Linked DNA regions of Homo sapiens: region 1 is linked to region 2. A link is a loop called in an ENCODE intact Hi-C map of the cell type or tissue named here. Cell type or tissue: dorsolateral prefrontal cortex. All regions are shown on one strand. Region 1 overlaps SYT4 (synaptotagmin 4). Region 2 overlaps PIK3C3 (phosphatidylinositol 3-kinase catalytic subunit type 3).

Region 1 (2,500 bases), 1.2 Mb before region 2:
TTCCTGAAGATTTGGAAATTGTATTGACTTTCCATGGAATTGCCTTTCAAGGAAGAGGCATCACGTCATTTTCAATTATAAATGCTCATCTCTAAATTGTATAGTAGGAAATGAGTCCCGCTATTTTTGTAGTTACACTACTCTGGTAGTTCTGGGTTTATTAGAAAATAGTAAGACATCAATGAAACAAATTTAACCCCATTTTCACTTTAAATTTGAAACTCGATTTCAACAGTGGTATATCAGAATAACTTCTCTCTATAATACAATGATTTATAAAAATCAATAGACATACTAATTTGTGTTTTTTAAACAACATAGTGTTTCAGAGCTGAAAACCTGAGAGCTCATTTTGACTGTCTCCTCTCCTATTGAAATTAATGACGGTCAAGGTTCAGATACATTCCACAGCTTGTTTGAGACACCCGGCTGGTTAAGTGATACAGTGGGAATAAGGATCTTTCTTCTACTCTTATTCTCCTTAGAGTGCCTACTTATACAGCTGTCCCATATTAGTTTTTGTATAAATATATTGCAGTTTTAGTTTTGTGTCAGCCATCACTCTCAGTTGCAAACAAACACCAAGTTAATATATTGTTACTTTCAGTCAAAACTTTTACTTTGAATTATTGTATATCTTATCTATTGTCTTTAAAGTACAAATGAAATCTAAGTAGCACGCAAAGAAGGACGCTATGACACTGTCCAAAAACAATGCTCTCCAATGCTTAAGATCAATTCATTCCTTGGCTTAAATGGAAACTTGCTGTTGTGAAAGAGGCAGAGAATTTTAACTCCATTATCCCTCTGGGCCAGGAATGTAGTTGGGATCAGAATAATTCTCACTGGGTCTGAGTTCAAATTTCAATATGTCGGTGCTAAAGAATTTGAAATCAAATCAAACTTATCTAATTTTTTGCATGAGTATGTGTAGTCATTTGACCCAACACATACTCATGCAAAGAATTAGATAAGCTTTATTACTATTAATAACTTTGAAAAGTAGAGATGTTATTAAAAACCAAAAGCCAAAAATAATCCTGTGTAGGATATAATTTAAATATCCTTTAAACATTTCTAAGTAATGGGTGTGGCCAATTTATTGCCAATTTTAACTTCCTGTAGTACCAAACAAGACCACAAGATGGCAGGCAGTGGTTTTTCAAGCAGCGATGGTACTGCTCAAAAGCTTTTAGTTACTCTTCAATTCCTTAGAATATTAAAATAAAAATAAGTAAGATTATATTTAAATGACGATGTTATTTAAACTTTAATGAAAGTACACACTTCAAAGTTAAAAAGATAGAAATACTTATATCACATTTCTCTTTCTGCAGAAGTCTTCAGGACGGGGTGAGTTACTGATCTCTCTCTGCTATCAGTCCACCACAAACACTCTAACTGTGGTTGTCTTAAAAGCTCGACATCTGCCTAAATCTGATGTGTCCGGACTTTCAGGTAAGAATGCTTCTGAAATATTCAGATTCACTGTATGATTGGAATGTATTTGACTGCAAATGAGCCCACCTACTCTTACTCTTCTATCTTTTCTCTAATACCTTATGTATCTGCTATAAAAGTTAGCTTTTAGTTTTATGACTAGCTTTACAAAAAATGAAACAAAACGCCAATTTTATGTTGTATAGCACAATGAGAAACAAAATAAGCTACAGTTTAAAATTACCTGAGTTCAAATCCTAACCCTTCCATTCACTAGCAAAATATGATTGGGTATGTTTCTTAAACTGTACAAACTGGACATAATGCTACTCATCCTGAGGGGCCTTGTGAGAACTAGAAATACATACTTCTTCAGATATCATCTAATAATATTATTATTATTTAATGATGGGAGTTGAAAACATGGTCTTAAAAGATTAGATTGTGAAGCTAAAATTAACTCATATGGTGCCACCAGAAAAAGGCAAAAGTAATTGTGATAAAGTAGCATGAACTTAAAATCTACATACTAACAATGACACAGAGAAGCTCAACACTAGGAAACAGAAAGCAAATCCAGCCTGTGACTAAAGAAATTCATAAAAGTTAAAACTAAAAAGAATATTGCCATTGTGGACTCTAAATCCTCATTCGATGGAAAACACAGCCAAAAGTCAGGGAAATAGACTCACCCAAAGTCATACAAGTCAGTAAAGCTACATGTTGTCTAATATATTTTTTTCCTTCTATCCTATTCTCTGGAGTAAGTTAATAGTAATCAGAATGGGTCCATAGAACATTCTATTTTCTTTCCTTTTGTGTTACTTCTTTTCCTATCATTAATTTTTTCCCTTATTCTCTAATTTAGAACTTTTTTCTCTTATTTTCCATATTCTTCCTTATTTTCAATTCTGTTGACAAGAGAAATGCCAAGTTTTATCCATATTTTTCTGTTGTTTTGACTTATTTTCCTGGTAACCACATGTCATTGGCATGCCATGATCTCTAAGGGCACTGTTATCTTGATATCAGCTCTCCAGCCCAGTTATGCCATTGTAAT
Region 2 (2,500 bases):
CCTTTAATCTAGATGGGCACAAACTAATCAGCTGCCAGGGCAGCTAGGATAAAAGCAGACAGAAAAATGTGAAAAGAGAGACTTGCCCAGCCTCCCAGCCTACATCTTTCTCTCGTGCTGAATGTTTCCTACCCTCGAACATCCGACTCCAAGTTCTTCAGTTTTGGAACTCAGACTGGCTCTCCTTGCTCCTCAGCCTGCAGACAGCCTATAATGGGACCTTGTGAATGTATGAGTTAATACTTAATAAATTCCCCTTTATATATATATATATATATATATATATATATATATATATATATATATATATATATATATATATATACCATTAGTTCTGTCCCTCTAGAGAACCCTGTATTACAGGAGCTATATTGAAAGAAAATGTCCAATTAAGATAAAAATAAGAATAACCATTTTTCTTTATGTTGAGCTTTCTGAGAAAAGTTTCAAAGTGTATTACTCTAAAGTGGCAAGGCAGACAGAAAAGCTACTACCTCTCTCACAAATGGCAACTCAAGATCAGGAGGGCCATCCTTAGGACTCACAATGAACTTTCCATTTAGTACAGATACCAGTTCCCTCTTTACTTTTGTGAACATTTTTCAGTTATTTACAAATGAATTTCAAATACTGATTGCATTAAAAAGTATACCATAAGCAGTGAACATATTTTTCAGTTATACTGCCTTCCCCTCTTTCCTCAAACTCCCAAAAATAAAAACAAAAAAATTAACCTTTCTCCAAAGAGCTGGGATAAACTCAAACCATGTTTCATTTGAATCCTGTCACAACTGATCGCCCTAAGTAAGCTTTTTAAAGCTTCTCCTAAGGACAATGATTCTTGGGAAAAAATCTATTATTTTTCAACTCCACACCACAGCCTAGCTTTGTAATTTCTTGTCCAAAGAATTCTATAGTAATAATGAAAAAAGAATTCAATAGTAATGCACTAATAAGTAAAATATCATTCACCCCAAACTTGTTTCAAGAAAACAGCGTTATAATTAATCACATGACAATACACTGACAATACAATCGCTACACTTTTACATTTATGGTGGATACACAGCGCCCTCTGCTGTGCAAGCTGAGTAAACTTCAACCAAGCTAGAAGTATTCAAAAACAAAGCATGGGCCAAAAAAAGGTCTGGGAAATCCATAATTGAGACTAATATTTTGCATTTGAGAACATTACTCTTGTATAGATTTTGACATTCTCTATATGCAGCGAATCATTTTCTTTCACATGCCCAGAGTTCTTAGCTGGATCATTTTCTATTTCATCTATATTTACAGGGTAGAATAGTTTGTCTGGTTTAAGTCCCCAAAAAATATCAGTGAAATGAAATCTGCGTGGCTCCTTCTTCTGCTCCATCCCCCATATCAAAGAACTGGACACAGATGAAACAGTGGAAGTCTGATTGAAATTCAAAACCACTTTAATCTAAAGCAGAATCTTAGACTCTAAACCTGCTTGGGCTGGCAAAGGAGTACAGAAAACAAAGGTATTGTATTTTGCAGAATAAGAAAAATGTTACTTGATTATTAAAAAATGCTCCATCAGCCATTGAAAGATTGGACAGTTATGTAAGAGAACCCAAAGTTTTCAATTTGAAGGCATAATAAACTCAAAATATACAATGGACAAGTCTTCATGACAGTCGAGGCATTTTTTAAACTAAAAACATTGGAATATATTTCCTGCACTGAACCACATTCAAAATTCACTTTGAACTATACAAAGTCTATTTATAACATATATGAAATGTAACTTAAAACCACTTTGAAATACAAACTCTCAGTAAAAATGACTAGAGACACAAACTTTTTAAAATTATTATAAATTGTTAGAACTTGAAGAATGCATTATACTTCTATTTGTCTTGACATACTCAGTCTCTCCTTATAGAATCTAATTTCATCCAAACCAAAACTAAAAACTTGAAAACATGTATCCAGTAAGAAAGATATAAAATGCTAACTGCATAATGTAACTGGATGAAATAATTACAGAGCAGTTAAGAAAAAATGAACTGCTGTTTTAATAGGAAAAAAATGTGCATCTTACTTATGCACGTTTTAGGGTAAAATCTTGGTTTTGAAAAAGCAAATCTGGAGCACCCTCTAGTGGAAAACTGTTAACAAAAGCTTAAAGCTTCTGTTTCTGAAATTTAATTCAATTTCCATTAAACAAGTAACTGAGACCTGGGCCAAAAAAGTGTATTACGCAGATTCTTCCTTCCAGTTTCACTCTTAAATACCCCCATCAAAACACACATACGCACACACACAAATACACACAAGGGCACTTTTCAAAGTATAACAGAAAAAGGTTTTTTACACTGTCTGATTGTTTATCAATTTCCAAAAAAAGAATCAAGTAGAACTTGTGAATATAAAATTACAGATGTAATACTACCTTTTTTTCCACTGGCAAATTCTTTTTTATTTATTTTATTTTTTATTTTATTATTATTATTATACTTTAAGTTTTAGGGTA

What was found. A loop is a pair of places that touch in the nucleus more often than their neighbours do. Peaks named below come from ENCODE experiments on the same cell type or tissue, not always from the same donor. Only the 100,000 strongest peaks of a DNase experiment are listed, where the experiment ranks them.
Region 1: it touches region 2 in a loop (6-fold over the local background); 20 of 110 quality-filtered maps call a loop at or near these places.

The regions. Positions count from the first base shown.
Region 1 is chr18:43,270,670-43,273,169 of GRCh38, reverse strand. It overlaps SYT4 (synaptotagmin 4), which reads left to right. Exons shown (of 4, transcript NM_020783.4): 3 at 1,338-1,458. Among named protein-coding and RNA genes, the nearest start is that of SYT4, 5.6 kb to the left of the region's middle. In dorsolateral prefrontal cortex, CTCF peaks have their summits at 945 and 1,147 (motif pointing right); no DNase peak of the experiment used is centred here; H3K4me3 peaks cover 514 bases.
Region 2 is chr18:42,051,952-42,054,451 of GRCh38, reverse strand. The region is part of intron 21 of PIK3C3 (phosphatidylinositol 3-kinase catalytic subunit type 3); the gene reads right to left. Among named protein-coding and RNA genes, the nearest start is that of PIK3C3, 98 kb to the right of the region's middle. In dorsolateral prefrontal cortex, CTCF peaks have their summits at 862, 1,073 (motif pointing left), 1,953 and 2,152 (motif pointing left); a DNase peak (open chromatin) is centred at 1,081; H3K4me3 peaks cover 361 bases; H3K27ac peaks cover 499 bases.